Regions from separate parts of the Homo sapiens genome. Here region 1 is linked to region 2. A link is an interaction called in ENCODE POLR2A ChIA-PET data of the cell type or tissue named here. Cell type or tissue: CD4-positive, alpha-beta T cell. All regions are shown on one strand. Each heading gives the region's core, and the rest is flanking DNA. Links, peaks and the distances in the headings are about the cores only. Region 1 overlaps MAN1C1 (mannosidase alpha class 1C member 1). Region 2 overlaps MAN1C1 (mannosidase alpha class 1C member 1).

Region 1 (6,300 bases), core at 789-5,788, 87 kb after region 2:
GACTGACTTACTATGAGGCTATAGCATCAAGAAAGCATGGATTGGCTGGGCACAGTGGCTCACGCCTGTAATCCCAGCACTTTGGGAGGCTGAGGCGGGCAAATCACTGGAGGTCAGGAGTTTGAGACCAGCCTAGCTAACATGGCAAAACCCCGTCTCTACTAAAAATACAAAAATTAGTTGGGCGTGGTGGCTCATGCCTGTAGTCTCAGCTACTTGGGAGGCTGAGGCAGGAAGATCGCTTGAATCTGGGAGGTGGAGTGAGCTGAGATCACACCACCGCACTCCAGCCTGGGCGACAAAGCGAGAAAAAGAGAAGAGAAGAGAAGAAGAGAAGACAAGAGAAGAGAAGAGAAGAGAAGAGAAAAGAATGGAATGACATAAAAGATAAATCACTAGAGTGGAAAAATCCAGAAACAAAACCATATTGTATATAGTCAATTAGTTCAGCGAAGGCATCAAAGCAATTCAGCAGGGAAAGGAAAGTTTTTTTCAACAAATAGTGATAAACAACTGGACATCTAAATAGCAAATAGTGAACTTTAACTCCTACCTTACATTATATACAAAAATTAACTTGAAGTCAATGAAAGACCTAAATGTAAATACTGAAATGATCAAGCTTCTGGAATTAAAAAATATTCATAACCTGGGGTAGGCAAAGTTTTTTTTAAACTAGATACAGAAAGCACTCATCAAAAGGAAAATACTGATACACTGGCCTTTATAAAAATTAAAACTTCTGCTCTTTGAGTGACACCATTAAGAAAATGAAAAGACAAACCATAGACTGGGAACAAACATTTATAATACATATATCTGTTAAAGAACTTGTATCTAGAATATATGAAGCATTCTTGCAATTCAATAAGACAGTAAATAGACCAGTTTTTGACATTAAAAAAGAACAAAAGTTTTAAACAGACATTTATAAGAGAGATACAGAAACAGCAAATAAACGGCCGGGCGCAGTGGCTCACACCTGTAATCCCAGCACTTTGGGAGGCCGAGGCAGGCGGATCATGAGGTCAGGAGATTGAAACCAGCCTGGCTAACACAGTGAAACCCCATCTCTACTAAAAATACAAAAAATGAGCCAGGCGTGGTGGCGGACACCTGTAGTCCCAGCTACTCAGAAGGCTGAGGCAGGAGAATGGCGTGAACCCAGGAGGCAGAGCTTGCAGTGAGCTGAGATCGTGCCACTGCACTCCAGCCTGGGCAACAGAGCAAGACTCCATCTCAAAAAAAAAAAAGAAAGAAAGAAAGAAATAGCAAATAAACACATGAAAAGGACATTCAATATCAACAGTTAACAAGGAAACAAAAATTAAAGCCACAACAAAATATCACTATAAACCTAAAAAGGCTGACAATAACAAGTGTTGGCAAGGATGCGGAACTCTCACATATTGCTGGTGGAGTATAAAATGGTCTAACTACTTGGGGAAAGCGCTTCCAGTTTCTTATAAAGTCAATCACACATCTGCTCTATGGGCCAGTAATTCCACCCCTAGTTATACAGAAGAAATGAAAACATATGCCCACACACAGACTTGTACATAAAATGTTTATAGCAGCTTTATTCACAATAGCCAGAACAACTCAAAAGGCCAACAGGTGAACGAATAAACAAATTGGGGTATAATCATACAATGGAATACATCTCAACAATAAAAAGGAATGAAGTACTGATACGCACAATATGGATCAATTTCAAAAACTGTCTTCAATGAAGGAAGCCTTGTCCACAGGGCATGGACTGTACTATTCCACTTATTTTGTACTTTTTTTTTCTTTGAGACAGGGTCTCCCTCTGTCACCCAGTCTGGAGTGCAGTGGCCTGATCAAAACTCACTACAGCTTCAGACTCCTGGGCTCAATGAATCCACCCACCTCAGCCTCCTGAGTAGCTGGGAACACAGGTGTACACTACCACGCCTGATTATTTTATATATAGAGAAAGAGAGAGCGACAGGGTCTTGCTATGTTGCCCAAGCTGGTCTTGAACTTCTATCTTCATGTGATCCTCCCACCTCAGCCTCCCAAAGTGCTAGAATTACAAGCATGAGCCATTGTACCTGGCTTACTACTCCATTTTTCTGAAGTTCTAGAACAGGCAAAACTAATCTCAGCTAATAGAAATCAAGACTGTGATAGGGGCTAGGTGAGAGGTTGATGATGGGGGAATCGTCTGGCAAGGAGCAAAGGAACTTTCTGAGATGATGGAAATGTTCTGTATATGATACAACTGTGGTCTACACGGTTTTCTGCATTTCTGAAAATACAGCAAACTGTATATTTAAGATCTGTGCATTTGGCTGGGTGCGGCTCACACCTGTAATCCCAGCACTTTGGGAGGCTGAGGCGGATGGATCACCTGAGGTTAGGAGTTCATGACCAGTCTGGCCAACATGGCAAAACCCCATCTCTACTAAAAATACAAAATTAGCTGGGCATGGTGGCAGGTGCCTGTAATCCCAGCTACTCGGGAGGCTGAGGCAGGAGAATTGCTTGAACCCAGGAGGCAGAGGTTGCTGTGTGCAGAGATTGTGCCACGGCACTCCAGCCTGGAAGACAGAGCAAGACTCCATCTCAAAAAAAAAAAAAAAAAAAAAAAAATCTGTGCATTTCGCTATATGTATTAATAAATTATACTTAAATAGTAGCTACAACACAAGGTTGTTGTATAAAAAATAAGATGAGATCACAAAGAACAAACATTGGGAAGCAAACAGTCTTAGTGATACAACCCATCAGCCCCAACAGGACATCGCTGCATTGCACAGTGGATTTTATGGCGACCACGAGGCCAGCAAGAATGATTTGTGTTTAGCATGATGCTTAAGAAGATGGCAGAGGTGGAAGGAGGAGAGAAAAACTTCCTTTTATTTGGCCATTGAAAATGGTTGCTATTTAGTGACAATTGTTTGCCCAGAAGGTTCACCTTGGCAGCAGCTGACTCCCAAGAAGATGCCAGATAAAAGCACAATTATTGATCATCTATCAAGGCGGGCACTAATCAATATAGCAAAGTTTCTTCTGTAAAAGTTACCACTAAAACAGATGGACAATTGCCCTGGTTGTAGCCTTTAATTAAAGAAGATTCCAAGTTAAGAAATTCAGACCCCCTTGTGAGTAAGAACTGTTTTGACCACCTGCCTGCCAAGTGTGGGGAGCTCTCAATCAAATCTTAGGCAACAGCCTTCTAGGGGAGGAAACACCCGCAACTGAGTCCCCACACTGAGGCTGTGGTCTCTGTGGCTTCTATTCTCTTTGAGGGTGGAGACACCAAAGCAGGTCTGACTTAACAGCAATCTCAGTTGCATCAACTCTACATTTAGGACATCCAAAACCCTGCTGTCTGAGCTACTGACCAGCCCCCAGAGTGAAGGGGGAGTGAGGAGGAAGACGGAGGGGCCTAAGTTCCTTGAGTCCTTGGAATTCTTTGAGGAGTCTCCCGTTTGGCTTCTTACCATCATCTGCATGGCAATACAGAGCTAAGAACATTTGTTGTTTCTTTTCCCCAAATTATGCAAATGTTTATGCATAAAGGCCTTGCTTGGCCCAGGAATAGCAGAGAATCAAGAACCAGGGCTTATTGTTTGAATGATCCTGGTCTTTTTGGACTGCAGGTGCACAGAACCGGAAAGACAACAATCCTTGACTCATGACACTTGTCCCTGCTCCATGCATGGCCCCTATTTTCAAGAAATGTAATCATAAATCCATGAGCTCGCCTGAGGCAACTAGCCTACGTCCATCATTCCCTTGGGAAATCCTTCCCAATTTTGCCACTGAAAGCAACGCAGGGAGAGCCTAAAGCTCCCAACACTTCCTCTAACACAGATTCAACTTAGGATGCAAAAAGAGGTTTCTTCTCCAAGCCAGCGTCAGTATCCACAAGGCTGGGTGCTCACCTGGATTACCAAGCAGCTTCCCTACACAGGGGCTTTACAATCTGCAAGACTGATTTATTTTTTTCAATAAGAGAAAAGATGTAAGTCCCTTTGAGCAAAGTATGCCTGATATATATCACAATATTTATTTTTGGTGGAGTAATGGATCTGTCTTCTGGGAAAGCTAGAGAAAAAGCATTTCTTGAACTCGGATGTAAATCAGTCACTGTGAAAACCACAGGGGAATCTATATTCTTACCCCCCCCCACCACCACTAACTATACTGTGAAATAGGCAGCAGACTTTTAAAAATCATCCTTCTATTTGTTTCTAGCCCTGACACTAAAGACAGAGTTAAGAATATGGGGCCTAAGAAGCAATTGCTCCTGGAATGCCTAATTCCCTCAAATGGTACAACTAGAAATGAAAGCAGAGACACAACCAACGTGTGGGAGTTAAGTTGTATACCTGGTAGGGACAAGTGCTAAGCTTTACTCAACTGCACACTTGGTCCTACGGAAGGAGGAGGCGTATGGCTGGGCTGAGGATGTAAGGGTTTTCCAAGGGGCCTGTCCAGTTATTACAGGCCAGTCTCCACCTATGTTAAATGCATGGTAGAGCAGGACAAGAGGGAAACGGAAGAGACTGAAGGGCCAGGGAGAAGGGAAAGGATCTTGAATGGATTTACAACTCAAACAGAGCTCTTGGAAGGAAAGCTATTTAAATCTGAGCTGTTCCTAATATTAATTATCCTGAACATCTCACAGGCTCAGATTCACATGCTACAAAGCCTTTTAATTTTCCTACCTGTCCCTGGCACTAGTGACGATAAATCAGATATACAGAGAAAACAGAAAAAAATCACACATGACTAACGAACCAGCCCGTTAATGGGGAGCAAAGATCATTTGCCAAGATGACTTATTCAGACACTGTCACATATCATAACCAGCAATACCCTGGTGGTTGAACACAGCAGGCACAGAGGGCAAGAGCTGGGGTGCTCCCTCCCTGCCAAGTCACAGGCACCCTCCGATGCCTGCTCTCTAGGCATGAGAGATTTTACTCACGAGTGTCACCTCCACTCCCTCAAGTCAGATTTACCCTCAGAAAATTGCTGCAACTTCTAAAAGGCCTCTTGGGTCACTGAGCCGCTAAGCCCCTAAACCTGACTACAGCTCTTACTGTGAGGGTCCTTTGAATTCCAGGTACCCTAAGGGAGAAGACCCAGCCTTAGCCACTAGCAATCTTAACTGTTAGTTTATGGATCTTTAATGTAGCCATTCATTAAAGTAGGTGAGTTCCAACTAAATGTCAGACCCTATTCTAGGTGCTTGGGCAGATCCATAAACAAACAGTAAAGAGGTGGAAGAGAAGAGAGAAGGGTCCCCTAAATGCCAGCCTCTTGGTTTACCATGAAGACTGAGGCCCAGTAATAAACAGGAATTTCCAATCAGAGTTGATGGAACAGCTAGGACTTGACCCAGCTTGGATTCTTAACAGAACTGCAGCATACAGTGGTTTGTAAGAACACTGGGCCAACAGCACAGGGAAGGTGGGGAAATTCAATCCACATTCTCCTCACCCAGCCCTGCACTCTGGAGTGATGCTGGTGCTGCACCTAACCAGAGGAAGGAGCCCTTTCTGTGGTTTGTTTGAAAACACCATATGGGCAAGGGCAAGTCCCAACTCCAGTACCGCGTTCTCAGTGCCCCAGCCAGCCTAATTCCCTTTTATAAAAAGCCCCCTTCACTGGAAGGAACTGAGGTTCCCCAGAACAACAACCAAGCACTGGCCAGGCGCGGTGGCTCGTGCCTGTAATCTCAGCACTTTGGGAGGCTGAGGCAGGTGGATCACCTGAGGTCAGGAGATCGAGACCAGCCTGGCCAACACAGCAAAACCCCGTCTCTACTAAAAATACAAAAATTAGCCAGGTGTGGTGGGGCGCCTGGAATCCCAGTTACTTGGGAGGCTGAGTCATGAGAATCGCTTGAACCTGGAACCTGGGAGGCGGAGGCTGCAGTGAGCCAAGACCACGCCACTGCACTGCAGCCTCGACGACAGAGCAAGACTCCGTCTTAAAAAAAAAACAAACACAAACAAAAAAAACAACAACAACAAAAACACAACCAAGCATCATGGGTAGGACCCAGAGCAGTCTGAATTCTTCCACTGAGATATAACCCTGAAAAGCTGTACATTCCCATGTGTGAGACAAGTCTGTTTGAACTTGAATCCATAAGAAACCCGCCTATGAATGACATCCCCCATTTCCTATATTATCCTCAGATCTGAAAGGCAAGGCTACTACCAAGCCTTCACCCCTTTACATTCCAGCCAACACCTTTACTCTTCGTGATTCCAAGCTGAGGGTAATGGGAATAATTAACTTAACCAACTGCCT
Region 2 (6,300 bases), core at 841-5,840:
GGTGGGAGCCAGGGTACCACCAGCTTGTGGCATTAACTCCACTTCCTTTAGAGTGTAGCTGACTCTGAGAGCTCGAACAAAGCTTCATTGATTCTACCTGGTATGTGACATTGTAAACCAATCTCACATTATCAGCATTGCAAAAATTCCCCTATAAAAACACAGGAGTCTAAAATGTTAATCTGAGAATTAGTGGACATTTATCTTCTTTTGGATCGGTATAATTTCCTCCCATTTTTTTTTATCTGCTTTCTGAGCCACCTCATTTATCTAAGCTTTCAAAAGCTCATGCAGAACACATAATGCACTTCAGCTACAAAAATCAATGCTTGAGGATGCATTTTTACCAGGGTTGGTAAAGAAATTCTTCTACTGCTTCTCAGAGGCCTTACTGCAAACATTTTTATTCATGAATAAGAGCCAGAATAGTTTTACTTATAAACAAAGCTTTTCCCTAATTATCAAATCAAGGAGTCAATGTCACTTAGAAATATATTCTTTTTTATTTTTGAAGGGATAAAAGTGTGTATTAGTTTGTGCTTCAAACCCCTCTCCTCCCCTAACCATCCAAGACAACTGACTGACTTTAATTAAAGACCATTTACCCTGGGAATGGATTGCTTGCTGCAATTTGTACCGAAGAGACACATTTGCAGACAAATGAATCGCAGTCCTCAGATTTCGCCCATATGACAAAAGAAGTGATTATGTTCCCTCATCACTTCCTCACTCTGAAGAACTCTATTAAGAGAATAATTTGAACTGACTCTCTGCTACGCTGCATTTTAAAGTGTGATCTATTTCAAAGCCACCAACATTTTTTTCCCCTTTTAAAAATGAGTGGTATTTAAGGAAAAATGCCAGCTGGTGTGTCTATTTGAGGAGGGGCTACAGGAAACACGAAGGTTGATTTAACTCCCTCGGAAGCTCCAGTCACTTGCAAGTGCATGAGGAACCTGGAGCCTTGGTTCCCGGCAGCAAAGAGCAGACACTGGGCCCAGCGAAGTCCAAACTCTGGTGCTGTGTTAAACTGAGCCCAAGGAATGCCTTCTCCATGGCCCTCTGATCACCTGTGCAGGCTGCATTATAACGATTTATGTGTCTGTGTACCCTAGTCTGAACAGAGGCCGGAGATGAGGCACATCCATGGGCCTCTTTTCAGACCTCATATGAATCAGGAAGGCTTAGGGCCCAACAGTCCTATATAAACTCCATGTCTCGGGTTAGACAGCAGCATCCAAACACCTCTAGCAAAATAGTTCCAGCCTCCAGAGAGCTGCTTTCAAGAGCCTGTGCCTAGATTGTGCACTGTCGTGTCCTGCTTATCTGTTTCACCCACTAGACTGGACCCTAATAAACTCTTTCTAGAAAGTAGGTCTCTGCCTGCTGCTGTGGAGACTCAAAACCTGCGTATGAATTTTGCTTTGCCATTTGGTATGCTTATGCTGGGCAAATCACTCAGCTTACCTGGGTCTGTTTCCTCATCTATAAAGTGGGTATGGCACCATCTCACCTGACTGTGATGAGGGTGCAATGTGGTAACACAAAAGCACCCAACACATCCCTCCATCTCCTTGTTCCCCACCCCCACCTCATTATGAGAGGACATGACATATAGTAGAAAGAGCACTGGACTGAGAGGCAGGCAGGAGGCCTGTGTGACCCCAGGCAAGTTATTTACCTCATCTGTAATGACCTCAGTTTCCCCATCTGTAATGGGAAAATGGGAAGACTAGTTCCTAACTCTGGCCAGCCTCAAAGGGGTAAGGTTAGAAGGATTATGCAAGAAGATTCATATCAAAGTATTTCTAAAATATAAAATATTGGACAACTGCATAGATGATCCTAGTATCTGAGGCAGTGGGGAGTTTAATCCCAAGTCAATATCAAAAGGCCACTGGCTTGGAAAGTATCTGAGAAAGTCCCTGGTAAATTTCATTCCATTCCAGCTGGGGTCTTGGCACTTGCATTTTCCTGAGCCCAGCCCCAGGGACCGTGGGAATCCACAGATCTGCAGGGATGAGACACAGCCGATGCCCACCGCCATGCAGGAGCCTAAGACCTACTAGGCTGAAAGTCACCCCAGGGCACTAAGCCAGGGAGGGTTGAAGCGGGTGGAAGATCATCAGGGAGAGAGTAGGTTTTCCTATTCGAGAAGTGAAAGGCGGTTTGAATGGCTGTCCTCCATGCCTTGGATTGTAGGTGGCATTTACTGCTCAAGGAGAAGGGACTCAAGACAGGTAAGCAGTTTCACAAAGACCTCTAAACATGCTAGAACCATCAGGATAGCTCACCTTTCTGCCACCTTTACAAACCCTCCCAACAGGCCAAGGCCCCTTCTCCCAGGAAGCCGCCCCAGATTACCAGCATGAGCCTATGTGCTCACTCACTTCTTCTGCTAGGCTGGGGCTGCTGTGGAAAGCTCCATAAGTGGCCCATCTCCTCTCCAGACCCTCCCTGAGAGCAGCCCACCCAGGGGCTTCCCCAGGGGCTTTACAGCAAGTGAAATCAACAAGGTGCCTAACGGGCACGTTAGTATGTGCAAACCACCCAAAAATGTCTTCTATAACTGGAGGTTAGACGTGGGGAGCCAGACAAAAGAGCTCCCCTGCCAAGACGCCGGCCGAGCATAGCAGAACGCTGGTTTGATCCAGTACTGTTACTTTCCACAAGATTCATTCATTACTTCTGCAGACATTTATTTAGCACCTACTATATGCCAACATTGAGGGCCTGGAGCTGCTGTTGTTATGACTGCAAAATAAGTAGGTGGCCCTGCTGGACTTTCCTAAACTCACCCAGCTTAGCTGGTCTTGTCGCCTCCTCTGTGGTCTGCATCAGGATGAGCAGGGCCTGGGCAGAGGGATGGCGCTCCCTGACACACTCACTGTGAGTCCATTTAAACAAACATTCCTGAAAGCTGTTTACACATCTCTTCTTAAAGACCAAATTTTTAAATTTCCCAATTCTGTCTCATGATCTGAATGAAAGGAATCTTTTAGTAAAATAAAGAAAGTATCCTCTTTCACACACAGGACAGCACGGCTTGCAAAGACTGATCACTTCCTCCCACCAAGACAAGCAGTGGCCTGGGCTGCGCACCCACGGAGGAGGGGAGGAAGTGGGGCCCGGGGCAGGCTTGCAGCACGCAGGGGAGGGGCGGGGCCGCAGGGAGGAGGGGCGGGGCCGCAGGGAGCAGGGCCTGGCACACAGTGGTGCTCAATACATGCAGAATGAGTGCTTCAATAAAAATATGTCCTTTAGTTCTGTCCTTTTGATCAAACGGAGCTGAGCTCAGCACCAACAGGGACCAGGTATCTGGTCCATTTATCTCAAACCCAGGAAAGGCATGTCCAGCTTTGGCCTGAGGAGATGAGAATTCAACTTCTTTCTCCCACACTGACCCATCCATGAGCGATTTGACTTTAGAGATGTCTGAGTGGGAAGGAGTCTGGTGTGATAGAAGGCAAAAATGTTCCTGGTGTCCTACTTCTCCCTGTAGCCCTGACTTTGGCCATGAGACTTAGCGGTTGTTCCCATCAAGAGATGGAGTCTCTCTCTTCACTCCTTGTGTCCAGGCTGGCCAATTAACTTACTCTGACCAACAGGATGCAGAGGAAGTGACTGTGTGCCAGTTCTGAGCCTAGGTCTTAAGAGACTGTGTGCTTCTGTCTGTTCTTTTGGACCCTATCTCTGCCATGAGAGAAGTCCAGGTCCACATGGAACAGAGCTGAGTCATCTAACCAAAGCCATCCTAGACCAATCCTGGCCTAGCTAAGACCCACAGACTCAAGAAATAATAAATGGTCTTTGTTTAAGCCATTAAGTTTCAGGGTGGTTTGTTACACAGCAACCGTTAGTTGATACAATGAGTTCAGCCTTCCAAACAAGTGAGGACCCCGAGGCCTAGAGAGGGGAGAGACCTTCCCTAAGACCACAGCTGCCAACGCAAGAGTCCAAGTAAGAAACCACTCACCCAGGGTCCCATCAACTATACTCAACCTTGACCTTTCTTTAAGAATTCATTGTTTTCATCTTTACTAAGTCATCAGCCTTCAGGTTCTGAACAAAGGGCAGCAGCAGGTACTTGAAGGTCACTGAGCAGCCACGACAAGGGAAAGTCTATCTCGCTATTTCCTATCCTGCTACCTCTGAGGTTCTAGAATCATGCTTCCAGAAAGCCACTGGGTCCCCGCAATTTACAACCAAGTGTTTCCATGAAAATCAAACCATAGTAGCCTTTCCCCACTCTGTAAAAAATTACAGAAATCAATAGGATTTTTAATATTAATAGTAATCTATAAAAGGTACTTAGAATAGCACTTGGCACACAGTACATGTTCAATAAATGTTAGCAACTATTATTATTAAGGTCTGTTCTGACACAGCTTTCTTAAACCTTTGGTGCCTGTTACCATTTGTCAGCCAGCAGGCAAGATGAATGAACAACAACAAGCACAGTGAACATTTACTGAATGCCTGGGCAGGCCAGGCTTTTACATATGACATTGCAGTTCATCTTCTCAACACTTGTTTGAGGTACCAACCCCATCTTACAGATGTGGAAACAGAGGCTCAGTGAGATTAATTTACCCAAGGTCAATAAATCTAGGAAGTGGCAGAGCAGGATTCCCACCCCAGCTGTCTGACCCATGCCAGTGGGAGAACAGCAATGATTACTCACCTCTGTTTTCTCCAGTGCTTAGCAGAGTATGGATTGAACAAAAATGCAGAATGAGTATATAAATAAACTTCCAGGGGCTCAACAAGAATATAGTGTTTCCAGCTGGGCTCAGTGGCTCATGCCTGTAATCCCAGCACTTTGGGAGGCCAAGGCAGGCAGATCGCCTGAGGTCAGGAGTTCGAGACCAGCCTGGCCAACACAGTGAAACCCTGTCTCTACTAAAAATACAAAAATTAGCTGGGCGTGGTTGCGGGCGCCTGTAATCCTAGCTACTCGGGAGGCTGAGGCAGGAGAATCGCTTGAACCCGGGAGGCAGAAGTTGCAGTGAGCCGAGACTATGCCACTGCACTCCAGTCTGGGCGACAAGAGTGAGACTCCATCTCAAAAAAATAAAATAAATAAATATAGATAGATAGATAGATAGATAGAGTTTCCTTCTGCTAGAAAGGCTAACGTTACGAAGACTGACAGTATCAGGCATTGGTGAGGAATCTTCATGCATTCCTCTACCCCTGCCACCCCAGGCCCTTGCAACTTAAAGGACATTTACTGTAACCAAGACGGCGGGGAGGCAATGCAGCCACATCTGATTAACACAACTGAATAGGGCTCACAGAGCCCTGGGTAAGAGCATGGGCTTTGGAGCTGGAGAGTTAGGGTGGACAAGAAACATCTGCGTGCCTGCCTCCCAGAACACTGGTTTGATTCAGTACTGTTACTTTTGACAGGACTCATTCATTGCTTCTGCAGACATTTATTGAGTACCTACTACATGCCAGCATTGAGGGCCTGGAGCTGCTGTTTTTATGACTGCAAAATAAGTAGGTGGCCCTGCTGGACTTTCCTAAACTCACCTAGCTTAGCCGGTCTTACTGCCTCCTCCGTGTTCTGCATCAGGTCTCTGAGTGTCCCTTCTCCTTGAGCAGTAAATGCCACCTACAATCCAAGGCATGGAGGACAGCCGTCTATACCGCCTTTCACTTCTCAAATAGGAAAACCTACTCTCTCCCTGATGATCTTCCACCCCCTTCAACCCTCCCTGGCTTAGTGCCCTGGGGTGACTTTCAGCCTAGTAGGTGTTAGGCTTCTGCATGGCGGTGGGCATCGGCTGTGTCTCATCCCTGCAGATGTATGGATTCCTGCGGTCCCTGGGGCTGGGCTCAGGAAAATGCAAGTGCCAAGACCCCAGTTGGAGTGGAATGAAATTTACCAGGGACTTTCTCAGATACTTTCCAAGCCAGTGGCTTTTTTTTTTCTTCTTTTGACAGCGTTTCGCTCTTGTTGCCCAGGCTGGAGTGCAGTGGTGCAATCTCAGCTCACTGCAACCTCCACCTCCCAGGTTCAAGTGATTCTCCTGCCTCAGTCTCCCAAGTAGCTGGGATTACAGGAGCGCAGCAACTGCCCAACTAATTTTTGTATTTTCAGTAGAGACAGGATTTCTCCACGTTGCCCAGGCTGGTCTCAAACTCCTGACCTCAGGTGATCCGCCTGCCTCGGCCTCCCAAAGTGCTGGGATTACAGGCATGAGCCACTGTGCCTGGCTGCAACTCCATCTTGAATAGGGACTGGGTAAAATGAAGCTGAGACCTACTGGGCTGCATTCCCAGGAGGTTAGG

What was found. Peaks named below come from ENCODE experiments on the same cell type or tissue, not always from the same donor. Only the 100,000 strongest peaks of a DNase experiment are listed, where the experiment ranks them.
Region 1: POLR2A ChIA-PET joins it to region 2 with 6 read pairs; 4 of 35 experiments call an interaction of 5 or more read pairs at or near these places.

Annotation. Positions count from the first base shown.
Region 1 is chr1:25,621,318-25,627,617 of GRCh38, reverse strand. The region is part of intron 1 of MAN1C1 (mannosidase alpha class 1C member 1); the gene reads right to left. Among named protein-coding and RNA genes, the nearest start is that of MAN1C1, 7.7 kb to the right of the region's middle. RefSeq lists an enhancer at 5,767-6,267. In CD4-positive, alpha-beta T cell, for the core only: CTCF peaks have their summits at 4,471, 4,687 and 4,900; DNase peaks (open chromatin) are centred at 3,247, 4,887 and 5,557; H3K4me3 peaks cover 1,582 bases; H3K27ac peaks cover 532 bases.
Region 2 is chr1:25,708,530-25,714,829 of GRCh38, reverse strand. The region is part of intron 2 of MAN1C1 (mannosidase alpha class 1C member 1); the gene reads right to left. Among named protein-coding and RNA genes, the nearest start is that of SELENON, 89 kb to the left of the region's middle. RefSeq lists enhancers at 5,281-6,256, 6,257-6,300. In CD4-positive, alpha-beta T cell, for the core only: no CTCF peak of the experiment used is centred there; a DNase peak (open chromatin) is centred at 3,109; H3K27ac peaks cover 330 bases.